Regions from separate parts of the Homo sapiens genome. Here region 1 is linked to region 2. Evidence: chromatin loops called from intact Hi-C (ENCODE). Cell type or tissue: Panc1. All regions are shown on one strand. Links, peaks and the distances in the headings refer to the core of each region. The heading gives the core; the rest is flanking DNA.

Region 1 (8,945 bases), core at 718-8,717, 160 kb before region 2:
GTAAAGAAGTGTGCTTGCCCCATAGTCTCTCTCCCCATCCACAAAGAGAGAGGATGCTGAAGATCTAGAGGAGGACGGAGCCAATAGAAAAAAGAGCCTTGATCCCTGAATCACCATGTGGAAGCCACCCAACTAGATCATGTGCATTGGGCTATAATGTGGGTGAGAAGTAAATGGTCTGTATGTTTAACCACTGAGAATTTGGAATTATTTACTTATTCCAGCACATACTGTCTCCCTGAGACTTGTGTTATGCCGTGGTGAAATGTAATAAAAAGGCTGCCTAGAGAGCAGATGACTGCACCTGTAGCTCTAGAGCAGTGGTTCTCAAAGGGCGGTCCCTGAACCAGTAGCATCAGCACTGTCTTAAGACTTACCAGAAATGCAAATCCTAGTCCCCACCTCTGCAGACCTACAGAATCAGAAATTCACAATGGAGCCTAGAAATCTGTGCTCAAGCAAGCCCTCCTGGTAATTCTGATGTGTCCTCAGGTTTGGGCGCAACTGCATTCTGGGACATAGGGTGTTAGTGAATGAGACTCTGCTCTGAGGTGGGCCTTAGCCCAGCTTGCCTTGGGCTGCATGTCTCTCCATCCCCACCTTCTGTCTCTGCTCACCTTGATCTCAAACCATGTTCCATTTCCACCTGCACATTTCGCTTCCAGGCTAGCTCCTACTTGGCCTTTAGGACCAGCCAAGAGGCCACCACCTCCAGGAAGTCTCTTCAACTCTGTCCCACCTCTCCGTGTTCCCACAGAGCCTGTGCTGCCTCCCCACCGCCCCCACCTGCAGAGCACAGACCAGCCTGTGTTAATAACTGACTGACTGGGGCTCCCTGCAAGCAGGTTCCATGTCCTGTGACCATTTTCCAGGAAAGAGCGGCCTTCTCCAGGGGCCTCAGGTCAGGCCCTAACCATCTCTTCAATTTGCAGGAACTGAGGAAGGAGAGGGGGAGAGAAGCCGTATCCTACTTACCTGCATGGGACTGCATGTGCTCCAACAGGTTGTTGTAGAACTGGAACTGGATCCCACAGGCGCCGCAGGTGTAGGGTTCTGGAGGGAGAAATGCGGCAGCCACGTGAGGGGTGGAACCGACGCAGACACCTTCTGCTGGGCTGCAGGCAGCTTTGCAAGTGGGAACCCAAACACACACCGGGTCTCTGTGCTCAGGGCTCCGGGCCCAGCCTGCCTGCCTCCCCCGTCACTAGACCCATGAGGGAGAAGCTGGGTGAAGGAATGATGGAGAGAGGAAGCCATGCAGAGAGAGACCATTAGCTCAATTGAGCAGCTATTTATTGAGTGCTTACTGCGTGCCAGCCACTGTTCGGCGCACTTGAGATGGGGGTAGGGAGGACAACATCAACATCAACAGACCAACGGCCCTCTTGGGGCAGAGACTGAGTCTCAGGGTGTCACAGCCCCAGCTCTCTCTCTGGAACCACATGAGGTCACTATTTGCCAAGTGAACAAATGAATGAATGTATGAATGAATAAAAACCAAGGTAACAGACATAAGGAAAACAAGAAGGAAAAGGGTAAGAAGTGGAAAAAGCCACAGAGAAGCAGGAGGAAGTGGGGATCTGATGCGGAAAGGGAGGAGAGGGAGGGAGGAGTGAGGGAGGGCACGCGTAGGAACAGGCACAAGGGGTGCAGGGGCCTGGATCACTCAGCTCTCTACTCTTAGCACTCACGTCAGTGCCTGGCAGAGAAGAGGGAGGAGGAGAGAAGGAAGAGGGAGAAGGACAGAAGGAAGAGGAAAAAGAAAGAGGGGTGGGAAGAAGAGCAAGGAAAAGAAGAAAAAGACGGCTGCGATGGGGCTCGGAAGAGGTGTCCTGAGGCTGCCCGACGACCGTGAATGGGAAGGCCTGAGCTCCTGCCAGGGCTGGGGCAGCAGAGCCAAGGCTGCTGCTGGTCAGGGCTCTGCCCCACCCCGTCCAAACTGCTCCACCCGCCCAGGGCTGGACCTCGGCCTGCCTCCACCAGCTGCCGGGTCTGCCCGGGAGGGCAGCCCAAGGCCCATCTCACACAGCCTGGAGGCTCCAGGAGCACGTGGCTGGCTGAGTTCCTTCCCTGCCCTGCCTTGCCCTCTCCAGCCCCCCAACGGGACCATCACTTACTCTGTAGGAGAGGGAAAGGGTTGGAAATCAGGGGACTTGCAGTTTCTGCAAAAGAGAAACAGTTTAGCCATCTCTTCTAGTTCTGCTGTTCTGTGCTGATAGTCATAATTTTTATTCTTAATAACCAGTGAGCCAGATGGGGCTTTCAGAGGAGTGGGGAGCATCCGAGAGGAAGGCTCACAATCTGGGGTGGGGTTGCAGGGAGGCTTGACACAGAGGCCATGCCTTTCAGAGGATCAAGGTTTACTGTGGGTGCTGGGGCCACCAGGCAGGGCAAGACAAGTCACTGCCATCCCTCCGGGACACCCTACACTCTGAAAGAGTGAGGACACATGAGTACTGGTGAGAAGACATCCTTGCATGGCAGCTCACTTCAGGACAGGGAGCTGGCAGCTACTTCTAGGTTCTGGCACCAGGGTGGGGATGTTTGGTACCAAACACCAGAGCAGCCACCAAGAGCGGCTGTGCTTTGGAGGGCTCCTGCTGGCTGGCATCTCTCCCTCACTTCCTGGCACTGCCAGAGGTTGGCAAGCCTCAAACGCAGCAGGCAGCACAGCGGGGCCAGATGGTCTAGATGGGGAATCCTGGCTCCACCACTTATAATCTGGGGGACCTAGGGCAGCAATCCACCTCTCCTGAGCCTCAGTTTCCCACTCCAAAAAGTGGGGATAACAATAACATTGACCCCCATGGGGCTGTGGAAAGGAGGAAGACAGATAAGACATATAAAGCTCTGAACACATGCCAGGCACACAGTAAGCGCTCAATCAATGGTGGCTGCCAACAGCAGCAGCAGCAGCAGCAGTGCTTGCGCTATCGTTCCCGATTGTGAATATTAGCTCTGGGGGCAGGGGACGCATGGGGGTGCAGCATGGCTTGGCTGGGAGCACAGGGCACATCTGGAGACCTCGGTTCCAGCCCGGCGCTACTACTTATTCCTGTGTGGCCTTGGGCAAGTCACTCCATCCCTTTCAGGCCCACCTCTTGGAGAGGTTGGGTGGATTACGTTGTTCAAAACCTCATTCCCTTCCGCAAAGCAGTCATCAAATCACTTGGTTTACTTAAAAAATAAAAATGACCAACTATCACCACCAAAAAACCCTAACACCTGAGTATGTAATCTGTGCCAGGGACTCACTGAATGTTCACAACCACCACGGGGCTGTGTGTGTTCATCAAGCCACTTTACAGCAGAGGAGGAATTCAGAGACTAGCCTAAGTCACCAGCTAGTAAGTGGTGGAGCTGGGGTTCATATGTGAGTAACAGCCCGAAGTGGAGCTCCTGTTACTAGGCAGATGCCTCCACACTCAAGTCTGCGCTCCTGGCTGTCTCAGAGGGTCCCCGACAGTTGTGATGTGTTCGTCACCTGTCCACACCCAGGCAGTAGTGCCCAGCCCAGTGCCTGGCACAGGCTGACACCTAATATGTAGTGAATTAAATTTCAACCATGCAAGAAAGTGAGTGGGTGCCTTCCCCTAATGTAACCACAATGTGAGAATTCCTCTCCCCTCCTGCCCTGCCTCTCAGGGTACAGAACAGCTTGCTGTGCCCTGCTCGGACAGAGGCTGCTGGTGACCAGCCAGGCACCCCCCAGGCTGACCCCGGGTCTGGTGGGAGAGGCCCCTTGGCTGCTGCTCTGGACATTCTAGGGCTCTGCCGCGGTCCTGGAAGAGGCAGGCGTCAGGGGGCGCCAGAGACCACCTAGAGCCTCAGTTTAAACCCACTTGAGCAGGTAGGGGCTGGAAGGGAATCTTCGTTCCAGTGGCTCCAGGGCCAAAATGAGACCAGAACTTGGAGCCTCTGGCTCTCACAGCTCTCTCTCTCTCTCTCTCTCTCTCTCTCTCTTTTTGAGACAGAGTCTCGCTCTGTCACCCAGGCTGGAGTGCAGTGGTGCAATCTTGGCTCATTCCAACCTCTGCCTCCTGGGTTCAAGTGATTCTCCTGCCTCAGCCTCCTGAGTAACTGGGACTACAGCTACTGTATTTTTAGTAGAGATGGGATTTCACCATGTTGGCCAGGTTGGTCTCGAACTCCTGACCTCAAGTGACCCACCCACCTTGGCCTCCCAAAGTGCTGGGATTACAGGTGTGAGCCACGGCGCCCGGCCTCTTAGAGCTCTCTCAACTGCACTTCCTTTGCTTCTCCTGTAAAGAAACTGGCTGAGACATCTACCCTAAAAACATAGCAGTGGCTCTCTCAGGCCCAATCATCTGGGGTCAGCTGAGTTGATGCCGCAGGCTATGGGGAGGGGTGTTGCTCTCTCCATGGGGGAGACAGAGAGGAGGCATTGTCCACTGATGCCCAAGGCTCAGAGGAATGTCCCTGGAAGAAAAGGCCCCTCCTGCCTCTGTGGTCTCCCTCTAATTCCCTGCTCCCAGCCTCCTCCCAACAAGATCCATAATGCACCACAAAGACCCCAGCCCACAGGATGCTGCCGCGGCTGCCAGGGGGGAGCGGGCGAAGCTGGCAGCTACCGCACAGGATGGCTGTCAAGGGGCACACTCACCGCTGGAGTTCTGCGAACTGCTGTTCGTCTCTTCAAAGTGGTTTTGTGCTTTGCCTTCTACTCTCCGACTGAAAGCGCTTTCTGCTGGGTGGGGGACAGGAGAGAGAAAGAAAACAATGGTGATTGGTCAGCACTAGGTCTCAAGGGAGGGGTAGGCTGGGTGAAGGCCAAGGACTCTGCTGGGCCAACTAGCTCTCGTGAGGGCTCCAGGACCTCAAGCCAGATCTCCCCAGGACCCTCTGAGTGGCCTAGTCCCTTGGCAGGGCCCCAAGAGACCCTCCTGGCAGGGCCCAGGAGGCCCAGGCACGGGGGCCGGGGGAGTGACATGCCCAAAAACACAAAGATGAAATCCAGCAGGAGAGCAGATGGCAAATGGGCCTGAGTCTCCCATCTTTGGCTCCTGGAGAGCCACAACCGTGACAGCAAATCATTGGATCTACCGCCCACCACTCCCTGTCAGATTCTGCTGCCACGGGCCCCACCGAAGTGCATAGATGATGACAGCATGTTTTCTGGTGATTCCAGCTCCATCAGCTAGGTGGTCCCTGGTGACAGGGAGGGTATCCTGCAACAGATGGCGTGACAGGGAGAGCAGGGGTAGCCCCACACCCCCAGAGGCCAAACCCAGGCAAAGTCTGGTCAGTTGTTCCCCCAGCGGAAGGGATGGGTTCCCCCTGAGTGACTACTGGGGTGTCTCTGCTTACAGGCTGCCATCTACCTGAGGGGCCCACCCTCTTCCAAGTGCTCTCTGGAAACCCTGCAATGCAGAGATAGGGTCCAACCAGGTGGAAAACCATGAATTTTTATCCCCCACCCCCACCTGCAGAAGGTATTGAAACAGATGATCCGAGCTGGAAGACAGCCCAGCTTTTCCAAGGTGCTCTAGGCATGAGGGGGATGCCGGACGATCCCAGAGATAAAGACCTCAGGGAACCAGTCAATTTGGGATGTGCAGCTGACCCAGTGCATTTCTTAAGGAGAAACAATTTGCCCAAAGATATCAAAGGCTCCGCAAAGTCTGCCCGCAAACAGACCCATTTAGATTTACTTAACCTGGCCTTCCCCAAACATAAGAGGGGTTCCCACAGAACCCCATTTTTAAAACATTAGATTCTGAAATATCTCACAAAATTGGTGATCTTGAGAATGCACTTTGGGAAATGCCACTCTCACCTGGTCCACCCTGCTCCGGAAGAGCAAGTGCTTAGTTTGTGGGTGCCAGGGTTGCGGATGGTCATGGGGACAATGGGAAAGGAAGCCAGAGGCAGTGCCTGCAGACCCTGCCCAATTCCCACCTCCCCCCGACCCCTGTCATCCCACTGTAACAACGTCTCCTGACACAGGCTCCTTCCTGCAGAGGCTGCAGCTAACATTACAAGGACAACCCTCCCTTCAAAATGTGCCTGTGAAATGCCTGGGCTGAGAGTCCCAGGGAGCATCTACAAATTGGCACAGAAGGCCCCTCTGTTCTCGGTCTAGGGAAAGGGGTGGGGGTGGGGGGCTCTCATTCGCTGAGCACCTCCTATGTACCAGGCACTGGACCAGATACTTTACATCCAAGTTCCCTCTAATTCTCCCAAAAGCCCTGTGAGGGCTGCACTGTCATTCCCATTTCACAGGTGAAAAAACAGAGGAAAGAGTGAGATTGTCAAGTTACTGGGGTTGGATGTACTCCTAACCCTCCAAGACGGCAGAATCAGACTTCACTTTAGGGGGAGGTGCTTCCTTTTGAAAAAGGCCTTGTGTGGAGAAGTGACTGCCTACTCCATCTTCATCCTTGTGTACGTTGGGTGACTGGTACTCATCTATGGAGGACTTCTGACCAGCATGCTGGTAAACTTACCACAATTGAGGCTGCAAACTCTTACACTGCTCAGCTGATAATGCACATTTTGAATAGCTTTCCTTGCCACAAGTACCTCTGGCTGAAAAATCAACATGCAGCACCAGAGGTGAAATCCCATACAGGGACGTGCCCATACACACATGAAGGGCCACTTATTCCAGGACCAGGAGGTGACTGACAGTTTCTTCCTCAACCACATACTATCTTATCTCCCATGCAGGCTCCTGCTCCCAACCGGATGCCCTCTGACCTGCTCAGCTGGTGAATCCAGAGGTGACCCCTACCCACAAGTCTTCCAAGGCACATGAAGGCAGCCTGAGGCCTGTCCCATAGCTTGCTGAATGCCTACTCAGAGACACTGAAGCTGGAGACCGGCCACGTACCACACCCTGTGGGCCGCCCTCTGCAGAAACCGCAGGCATAAAAACTCCCAGCCACAAAGTGCAAGAGAGAAAGCAAGATTTGAAAGCCACGATTCCATGATTTAGTGGAGCCGATATCTATCACCAATGAGACCGTGATGACCAATTTGCTTCTAACTAATTTATGCTACTGTTGAAAAACACAACGGCTACTGGCTTTTCTCAACACGGTACCTGAAAAACCATGACCTTCAAACCTTCAAGGCTGACTGACTACTCTCCTTTTGGGAGATCTAAGCACAATAAACATATCTTCGAAGAATCACGCCCTTGCCCAAAATTAGCCTCCTGAACTGAGGAGTAAAGGAAAGCACGGCTTAATCACTCGGCTGGGTTGTCAGTCACCGAATGAACCAAGTGGATCCTTTACCTGAGTTCTCACCTTGATCATCTATTTATTTAAGAAATGGCTTTGGTCTCCTGAGGACAACTGAAGGGCCCGCGGTCCCAGAGGCACCACATCATCACTCTGCCCTACAACCCACAAGTCCCGGCAGGTGGCCCAGGGCTGGTTCCATCCAAACGTGAATCTAAGAATTCCTGACTGCTGGTCCTCAGCACACAGTGTGTCTGGCCAGTTTTTCTGGAGGAAATAACTTCTCGGAACTTTTTATTGTCTGTTTACCCCTCTGGAGCCAGAGTCCTTTGCAGTGTGAACTGAGGAAATGGTGGCATCCACTGATTTCCTGCTGGGCCTGTATCTCATGGAGGAGTTTCACGGGTAGTGCTACAGAGGGGGAGGGCAAGAGACCAGAGATCTAGGTCAACCATCCGGCTTATCCTGCTTTGTTCAGAGCAGATCCTTGTTGAAATGACTTTTTTTTTTAAATTAAGTTTTCTGAAAGGTGGGAGATGCAAACTCATGCCAACAGGGTCCAGGCAGGCAACAGAAACAGATGAACTGGGTTGGATGTAAGACAGACAACAGTGTGATCACAATGAGAAATGACACCTGCCACATGGCCATTGTGTTGGGGAGGCAGTAAGGCGTGGTGAGGATGTGGAAAAGTGGAGAGCACACACTCTACTCAAGGAGGCAGCCAATCGTTGTCCTGTAGGAAAGTGGGTCCAGGACTGCCAGGTTTGACTTTTCAATGTCAGGTAGAAATCAAAAGTTTTACATAAAATTTGATGTTCAGAAGCTGGCAATTAACTAAAAAATTTTTTAAACCTTGTGAAGAATGTCAAAACAGGCCCCTCAGGCCATGATTTGGGAAAAAATATTCTACTACTTAAAAAAAAAAGTTTGCAAACCTCCTTGTACAACCCTCTGATTTAAGGTGAGAAGACTTGGCTCAGAAATGTGAGGTGGCTTGTCATGGTCACAGAGCCAGCCAGAGGCAGAGCTGGGACTCAGATTTGTCCCAGATCACTACGGGACTGCCACTCTTGCTCTTGCAAGGCAACAACAACCCCAGGCACAGCTGTGGCAGGTGGTGAGAAGGGCAGTGGGGGAGAAAGTGTGGGGGTCACATAGGCCATTGGTACCTGCGGTTGCCTTGCTCGCCGGAGATCCCGAATTTGGAGTGCGGAACGTCTGGGTTTGGGTGGCTGGAGGGGTGCGGTGTAAGAGGGTGGCACATCGGACCACGGAGGCCGGAGCTTTTTTCCCCGACTGGTTCGTCTGGGTCTTCGCTGCCACGAAGCGTGGAGATGGGGAGACCTCTGGATGTGAACACTCAGAGCCCGTGTCTGGATCATCCGGTGGCTCCCACCCGGGGGCAGTACCTGAGAGGGTCACGCTCTCAGTCCCCGAGGGCCCTCCCAGCCGGCAGAGTGAGTGGCCTCTCGGGCCACCAGCCCCACATTCCAGGGTTGGGACTGTCTCTGTCCAACCTCTTCTTGTGCCACAGAGAACAAGGATTCTCACTTAACTCAGAGCCAGAGAAAGTCCAGGAGTCTGGAACCTTCTGTCAGCTCACGCTTAGTTATCTGGAGGCCACCAACCAGCCCACTGTGTAGGTCACCCATAACCCTTGACCAGCCCAGTCTCTGGACTGACTGGCTCTTAGGGCATCTGAATTGGTTAACCCAGGCCCAAGTGCATCTTCTA
Region 2 (8,945 bases), core at 549-8,548:
CTTCCAGACTCATCCAAGGCCAACAAGCTGGGGTATGTGCCTGGGCTGCCCATGTGGCTGAGCTTTCTTCATATGTGGCCCTTGAAGTGGGCTCAACCAGGGCTCAAAATATGTGGCACAGGACACCTAACCCACAGGGTTCACCTAAAAGTTAATTGAGATAATAAATGCAAAAATAAAGTATAAGCAATAAAGTGCAGTATACCTGCAGCACATCATGGCGGTTCAGCTAGTCCAGTACCTTTCAAACTCTTTTGGCCGTGACCCACAGGAGGAAATCTATTTCAAATCACACACATACATCCACAAATATAAATACAAGTTTCATGAGAGGATACTCACCTGTACCCTGTGGTATGCCTCTGCTATTTTTTGTTCCCCTATATTCTAGTCTATTCTTGTTTTTAAAAAATTCTGATTGTGATTCACTAAATTGACTTCACAGGCCACTAATGGCCCATGATTCAAGGTCTCGCCTGGGAATGGTAACTAAGAGGTACACTCTCCACTCTGATTTACAATGCTGTTTGGCCACTGCACCCCTCTCTCTAGAATATGGGAGTCGGGATATGGCCTCAGAATCCTTCTCAACACAGTGATCCAGGCAGCCATAACCAATTCCTTGGAGTTACAATCAGAAATGAAACCTATTTATTATTATCCTTGATCTGATCCCAAGTGTTCATTTTATAAATGCAAAAATTGAGGCTCTGAAGGAAAAAGTGATTTGTCCAAGGTCACACAGCAAGACCTTGTGGGGGCTAGGGCTCCTGAAAAGAGCCACTTCATTTTACATCACCAGAAAGAAGGTACAACTGACCCAAAACATCACAAGAACATGGAAAAAATTCAAAATTTCCTCATGACCATGAGAAGTCGGCTTATATACATCAGTCATATATGGCAAGGAAGTTCTTATCACCCACCAAGGAGAAGACGTAAGGATTCTGAGGTCAGAGGAAGCAGCATGCCAAGAGCTGAGTCAAAAGTGAGAAAAATATTGTATCTGACACTGGAGGAGTTTTAAAACCCAGTTTCTCAAGTGAAACAAGCCATTGGCTGTTTATTTTCTAGGACGAGGGAGAGGTCAGCCTTATACTGACCAGCCATCTTTGTTGCTTTCGTTCTGCAAAAGCAAGAACCCTTGTTCAAGTTCACCTCTGTGCAGAGCTGGAAGTATAAGCAAACCTCTTTTCCTAGCTTGCTCCAAAGTCAAACTATAAAGCAGGCCCTTGAAATTTCAAACCTTGTTAGAAAAAATTAAAAAAAAAAAAAAACCTCCTTAGGCAGAAAAGCAAAACATTAAGTAATAAGAGTCTCCACTGTGAAACTGAATATAAACGATCTTTCGCCAAAATAATTCAGCCCATCATCAAATTACCACCCCCAAGTCCAATTTGCCAGATATTTTGCCCAATAATCTACGAGAATGTGGTGAACAGACAGGAGCTAATAAAAATTAGCTCACATGTCCATTTCTGGTCACACGTCCACCTAAAATAGGAGGTGAGAGAGCCAAGGCCAAGGTCAGATCTCAATCCAGAGAGAGACACCAATAGAAACAAAAGAAAACTGGCCCCGCCCCCAATAGAACCATCATGCACCTCTACTTCCTTTACAACAAACATGATCAGAATAACCAATTTAAAAAAAAAAAAAAAACAGAAAAAAAAAAAAAACAGTTCTACAAAACCAGAAATGATTTTCAACTTCTAGCCATAGACAACAGAACAAAATTTCAGCAGAATGGAATGAAGGAAGCTGAATTGTGTGTCAGGAGATCCAGGCCACACAAAGGGACGTGCTGCAATATTTTTATTCCTTGCACCAGAAATAACCTGTTATCTACAACCCTGACTTTTTCTCAGATGCCCCTACCCCCCTCCACCCCTCCCCAGCCCATCTCTCCTTCATCACTGCTAAACTCAGGCCTTCTGCCTCATGAGGCCTCCAAAGCCCCTTGGAAATTATAAATTCCTTGACCGTCCTACTCATCGGCCTAAATAATTCAACAGAAAAAAATTTTTTTAATTATGCTACTTAAAAAAAAAAAAGCTCATTCCAAATATGTCAGAATGTGACCAGTCAGCCCTGAAGGATTTCGTTACTAAAAAAATAAAATCTCCCAAATGCAATGGCGATGATGGGAAATGTCAAACCTCTGCCATTGTCAAATATATTTCACAGAGATAATATATTTGACTTATTCCACTTAAACATCCAAATTTCCACAAAACAGGGTTGGGAATCTATGGACTGGGGCCACCAGTTTTCCCAAGACCAGCTAGTGGCTGGCAAAAGGAGCAAAGGGTTTCCTTTCTTGCCCCAGGTGACCCACCATCAATTTCCAATCCAAGGTCCCTCCAAGATCCCGCCCTGCAAGTCCTAACAATATGCTGTTTTTGGACAGAAAAATTGTAACTTTTGGGGGATAGGCTCAAAATCCCCAGCAAGTTCAATTAGATACTAATTTATCACAAAACGCTTCATCTTTGGGTGGGTACTTTATTCTCATCTGTCAAATTTCAATTCGGTCAATATTTATTTGCCTTCTTAAATTTTTTTTTCTTTTTTGTTTCACCTTCATGTGATTCATTTTAAGGCCAAAACCTCCACATGAAATATTGTTTGCATATATGCTTTCATATTCCAAAGGCAAACCTTGGGTTTGGCTTTTGTTTGTATTTTGATTATTTTTCCTTTATTTTGTTGCTGCTAAAACCAGCTGAGTTGGTGTTATATCACATTTCTTCAGCAAAGTAAGTGTTCTACCAAGGAAGATGGATAAGAATCAGAATTTTCATCTCCTTTTTGCCCATCCCTCTTTTATCTTTTTCTTGTTAAGTCAGTAAAATTTGTGCATTTTTTTTTTTTGGTCACAAACCCCCCAAAATGATCAAGGCTAATGGATTTTTCCCCCTTTGAAAGTAATCAGGTTTTTGAAAAATAACAAATATTGATAAACTACCAACCCCACATCACAATCAAAGAGGCCTGAAACCAATCTAAATTTTTTTTAAGTAATAAATTTTTCAAATTGGAAGGGTGAACAAGACAGAAAAGGGAAAATTTTCTTCCTTACCAAGGATTCCTCAATCCTTGTCTTCATCAATTGATTCAGTTGCATGTCATAAAAAATGAGCTTCTGTGAATCCACTGTTAGTTTTTTCATAATAATGTTAATTATGCATATCTTATTTTAATGGCGGTCTCTCCTACAAATCTGTGGGCTACTCAATTTGTATAATGTATGAATTTACATTTTTTCCACTTAATATTGCTCAAAAAAGGTTCCTGACATTTTCTGGATAAAACAACAACAAAAAAGAAATGCCTAGACCTTTCAGGAAACAAAATCAGAAAACAGTCTTAATTATTCCATCAAAACAAAAAAAACACACACACACACAAAACCCAACAAATACAGAAAAAAAGAAAGAAAGGATTTCACTGTAACTTTTCTAGTTTCTGTTTTCTTTAGAATCTTAGGATTTAAATGCAGTAAAATGTAAATGCAAAATTAAAAAAAAAAAACTACAATTTTTGGGTGTGTCCAAAGCCAACATTTTAGGTTCTATTTTCTCTTTTAAATCCTTCGTTCGTGGAAATAGAAAAACTTTAAATATTGCCATATAGAGAAATTAGTCTTTTTTTGCCCGCTGAGCTAAACAAGTTCCAAATTACAATGAAGTACAATTTCTAATTGCTTCATAAAGCCAATTCTCTCAGTTTTCCCTAAACTCAACAATTTCCCTCCTTTCTTTATTCCAATTAGTTTTTTTCTCAAACTAAAATGAGTTGGGTACCCAAACTGACTTTGCTTTTAGGAGGTTTTTTGCTTTCTCCCCTCCAAGAACTAAATTCATTCAAATTCCAGCTTAATTTTCATTTACATATTATCTGGATTTGGCTTCAGAAATAAAAATTGTCTCCATGCTTCTGGAAAGATCAAAGTGAAAATTTTCACCCGAAAAAAGAAAAAAAAAGAATCTCTTACCCCTCCACTGCCTGGTAGTGCAAACTTTTGAAAAAATAAGAAATAAAAAATATTTCTTTTCAATTTTAATTTCTTTTTTATTTACAAAATAGTATCCTCTAGGTGGCGTCGTTTTAATGGGAAAAAACTACCGTTTGAAGAAAAATTAGAAAAAAAAAATTGAGAAAGGAAAATATGGCCTAAAAAAAAAGATTGTTGCAAAAATGGGGGACCTGGGGGGAAAGACCTCCCGGGGGGTCATCGGGGACCCCGAGCGCAGAGAGGGTCAGGGGAAAATTGCAAATTTGGGGGGGAGGGGGCAGAGCTGGAAGGGGTTGCATTTTTGCAAAATGTGAATTGTCCAAACTGAAATGGCTGCTCTGTTCTCTCGCCGCTTTGTTTTCTGGGCTCCGGTCCGAGCCCGGGGCCGGAGGGGGCGCTGGGTGGGGGCCCCAAAAGACCCCCTCGTCACCCCCACCCTCCTCGCACCCCGCAGCGCCCGGGGGGGTGCTCTCCGGACCCCGACCCTCCCGATTGCGCCCACAAAAAGCCCGCAAACGTGCCCAGGCACTTTGCATTTTGCAAATCTTGCAATGAAGTGGCGCAGCGCCCCGGGCCCCGGCCCCCCGGGGTCCCCCGCGCGGTGCATGCCCCCGGCCCCCCGTCGTACCTGCGGAGCCGCCGCGCCGCCCGGCTGGTTCATGGGTCCGTGCGGGAGGAGGCGGCCCCGGCGCGTCCTGCTCCTCCCGGGCCGGGCTGCTGGTGCGCGCACAATGCCGCCGCCGCCGCCGCCGCCGCCGCCGCCGCTCCCTCCTCCGCCCGCCCCGCTCAGGCCGGGGGGGCGGGGGCGCTGGGGGCGCGCGGGGGGGGCGCCGGCCCTCGCCCCCACCCCCGGCCCGCACCGGCCGCGCCGCGGCAGCCGCTGCCGCCGAGCCGCCCCTCGCGGGGCCGCCGCCGCCCCCCGCCGCCCTGCCCGCCCCCGGGCCGGCCTCGCCGTGCGGCCCGCGAGCTCGGGGCCTCGGCCTCGGCCTCCGCGCTGCCGGCCTCCGCGTGGCACACAAAGCCGGCCGGTCCAGGGGCGCGCCCGCCCTCCCGTCCGCCAGCCCCAGTGCCGCGGCACACCCGCCCCCCCAAACTTTCCCGCGCCGCGCCCTGCCCTCCCCGCGCCCCCCGCGCCCGCTCCCCGGCTCCCTTCTGCCCTCCCCCAGTCCCCCAGCCCCTCGGAAATGTCATTTTCACGCTGGAAAAAAAGTTCAGGGAGCCGGCTCTCGGCGGAACGCAAGAGGTTAATGGGAACTCTGTACCCCGCTGTACCCCCCCGCCAAAAAAAAACCAGATTGATTTTTGAAATAAAAGTTTTCAAGAGCTGGCTTGCTGGAAGACTGGAAGGCTTATTGGGAATATTCTATTGCCCTGCCACTCCTCCCAAAAAAACTAATGTAATAAAATAAAAGTTTGAAGGACTGGCCCCATGTCCGACAAGAGTGGTTAAGGGGACTCTAGCCCCCCAGCCAGACTGATTTTTAAAATAAATACTTGAGGAGCCGCTTTTATGTGAAATGCCAGTGAAGCGGCTGTTTCTGCCTATCCTTGCCAAATTAAAATATATATATGTATTTCTAAATAAAAGTTTGAAAAACTGGTCCTACAGTAAGACAAGAGGGGTTAAAGGTTAAGGGATATTAGCGCCCCCCACCCCCATATCCCCCAGTTAGGTTGATTTAGAGAAGGAAAATTTGAGAAACTTGCATGTGAAATAAAACGTGAACCAGGATATTTCTTTCCAACACCCCAAAATAGCCAGTTTTTTTGTTGTTGTTATTGTTGTTTTTTTTTTTTTAACTTGAGCAACTGCCTCCTTGTGACTTGGGAAAGTTTAAAAGGGATTTTTTTTTCTATTCTCTTCCCTATTCTCCTAAAAAATCCGATTTTTTAAAAATTGAAAGTATGAAGGACCTGCCCTATTATAGAGACAAGGAGGGATTACTGGATCCATCCTACATCTCCCACAACTGGTTGATTTTTGGAATAAAAATGTTAAGAATTGCTCTTCTATGAGATGCAAGGTGAACAGAAATCCTTCTTTGCCCCTCCCCAAAAGAAAACTGCAAGGGTACTTTTCAAAAATAAAAGCATTGGAAATTAAGAGTAACCAGGTATCTTCTCTCTGCCCCCACCTTCAAAAATCAAATGTTCTTTTTTGTAATGTTTAAAGAACTGGAGCAATATGAGACAGGAAAGGTTACAGAAATGTTTTCCCTACAATCCTCAAAAAAGTTATTTTTAAAATTTTAGGAAACGGAGGCACTGTGTAGAAGACACCTCCTTTCCCTAATAAGTTAAATTGGGAGTTTAGCCCTATATGGGAGACATGAAATTAAGAAACACAACTCTTGCCCCCCTTAACAAACACTCATAACACAAGACGTTAAAAGGAGTCTTCTGGCCGGGAGTGGTGGCTCACGCAAATAATCCTTTTGGGAGGCCAAGGCGGGTAGATCACGAGGTCAGGAATTGGAGACCAGCCTGGCCAACATAGTGAACCCCTTCTCCACTAAATATACAAAAATTAGCCAGGTGTGGTGGCACACACCAGCCAGTAGTCCCAGGTACTCAGGAGGCTGAGGCAGGAGAATTGCTTGAACCCGGGAGGCGGAGGTTGCAGTGAGCCGAGACCACGCCATTGCACTCCAGCCTGGGTGACAGAGTGGGACTCCGTCTCAAAAAAAAAAAAAAAAGAGGAGTCTTCTAACCACTTCCTCCCAGACCCCTAAAAGTTGGAGATTCCTTAAAAATTGAAATTGAAAGTGGCCATTTTTCTCCCCACCAACCTGGTAAGTATGTCCCTGCCAGAGGTTTGGCAGCCTCTGCCCAGGCTGGTGTGCAGCAGGCACCAAGGTGAGTAGGGGCAGCTTGCAGAGCATGGCAGAGTTGGGTCCTGTGAGCCCTGAGCATATGTGCTGGGCAGGCAGCCCCTAGTCCACCTGCCCCTCATCCACCAGGTGGTTGGGGCCTTGTTACCTGGAAAGATGCTCCCAGATTTGATGTCTGTCTGGCTCGATCCTTGTGTGAAGGTTTCTGGGCACCTGCCTCAAGGCCGGGTCCCCGCCTCTGCCTAGTAGAGCCAAGCCTGATCTTAGGCCTTAGAGTAGAAACTAGATCCAAAATGACATGGGGTCTCAGTCACCACAGCTGAAAGCTGTATGGTACCAAGGAAAAACTCCTGCCCTGGGAGTCGGGAAAACTTGATACGATAATTATTCATTTGAGCACTTACTATGTGCCAGGTGCCTTGTATCTAGTAGGACAGACACACACCATGAAGAGGAGAACTATTTGCAGCAGCTCTTCTCAAATGCAAGTGATCCTTGGAATCAGCAGGAGAGCCTATTCAGATTGCTGAGCCCACCCCAGAGTTTTGAATTCATTTGGTCTAGGTTAGGCACCAAGAGTTTGCATTTCTAATGCGTTTCCAGGTGATGCTGATGTTGCTGGTTTAAGGGCCACCTTCTTCAAACCTTTGCAGTACAGTGCCAACAGTGAGGTGCTCAGTGCAGCTCAAGGAAGGGTCCTACCCAGCCCGGGCGTGGGTCAGCGAAGATTCCAGGAGGGTCTTAATTAGATGGAAGTTTCTCTCTAGAGCAGGGATTCTTAAATGGGGACTTTGCATTGGTTTGGGGAACCAAGAACTACTCCTTAACCAAATGTATGTCTGTATGTGCATTTTGGGGGAGAAAATCTGTGGCTTTCACTCAAGAGCATCAGTGACCACCAACCTGAAATAATCCACAGCCTGTCTTCAGGCACCTCTGGCCTATAAAAGCTCATGGTCCTTCTCAGCCTTCTTTTTCTAGAATCACTGCAAGCCCTTTCCGTTTCTTCGCCACCCATGGGTCCCAGGAGCTGGGCCTTCTATCAGCACATCTCGACCATAGAGGCATCTCCTCCCCAGGGGTCTCGGCCTTGAAGAGTGCTTCCTTTCTTCATTCTGTATCAGATGGGCCATGAAGGGTATCCTCAGGGGACAATGGCTGAGCTTGAAGTCTTCCTGACAAAATCCAGCTTATAAATGAACCCACATATTTCCCAAACCACAGCAGAAACTATGCAATCACTCAGAGCTGTGGTTTGTCTCCATTCAGGAATTAACTGAGGGCATACTCACCTTGTGGAACTTTTGGAGTGTCCTGAGGACCTGCCCAAGAAAGTGGCTAGGTACTGTATGAGGTGGCTATGGTCCCATCAGGTGCACTGTGGTCATATCTTAGCCCCCTCACTTTCGAGAGCAATGACACTGTGACCAGTGTGGGGAAGCCAAGAGAAGGGGAGGACCCCTACAAACACCAGGCGAGCTCTGGGCAGAGCTTCAAGGGGGAGGGTGTGTGGGTGGAGGAGCCAACATATTTTGTGATCGCCCAGGGGACAAGACCAGACCTGCTCTATGATGGAGCAGGCTCTGTGATACAGCGTTGGAAAAATGACTGTTGGTCAGGGGTGTGGAAGAACAGATGCTCACATCGGTGGAAGCGTGGTCCGGGAGGGACACCCACAGGCTCTCCCATCTTCTGAGGGTCTGTGGTTCAACTCGGCGTGCCTGAGTTTATCAAATTCTGGAAACTTTTTACTCCTTCCATGCCTAGCCCACTGCCTCCAGGACTAGCATTACTACATCATTTTATGAGCCCAGCCTCTGGCGTCAGTTCCCAGGTTCACTGGCTCTGGTCCTCTTCCCCTGCGGTGTGGTCTCCAGCAGATGGCTCAACTTCTTGCCCCCACTTCTTCATCTTTAAAATGATAGGCCAGGCTCGGTGGCTCACGCCTGTAACCCCAGCACTTTGGGAGGCCAGGGCGGGTGGATCACAAGGTCCGGAGATTGATACCATCCTGGCTAACACGGTGAAACCCCATTTCTACTAAAAATACAAAAATTAGCCAGGTGTGGTGGCACACGCCTGTAGTCCCAGCTACT

What was found. Peaks named below come from ENCODE experiments on the same cell type or tissue, not always from the same donor. Only the 100,000 strongest peaks of a DNase experiment are listed, where the experiment ranks them.
Region 1: a loop joins it to region 2, with 5 times the contacts of the local background. A loop is called at or near these places in 5 of 110 quality-filtered maps.

The regions. Positions count from the first base shown.
Region 1 is chr9:114,028,408-114,037,352 of GRCh38, reverse strand. It overlaps ZNF618 (zinc finger protein 618), which reads right to left. Exons shown (of 15, transcript NM_001318042.2): 11 at 8,381-8,620; 12 at 4,625-4,708; 13 at 976-1,053. Among named protein-coding and RNA genes, the nearest start is that of AMBP, 45 kb to the left of the region's middle. In Panc1, for the core only: CTCF peaks have their summits at 3,601 and 3,802 (motif pointing right); no DNase peak of the experiment used is centred there.
Region 2 is chr9:113,872,115-113,881,059 of GRCh38, reverse strand. ZNF618 (zinc finger protein 618) reads right to left here and starts at 4,751. Exons shown (of 15, transcript NM_001318042.2): 1 at 4,647-4,751. The coding sequence starts at 4,679. RefSeq lists enhancers at 6,327-6,827, 6,828-7,328. In Panc1, for the core only: CTCF peaks have their summits at 3,977 and 4,176; no DNase peak of the experiment used is centred there; H3K4me3 peaks cover 554 bases; H3K27me3 peaks cover 263 bases.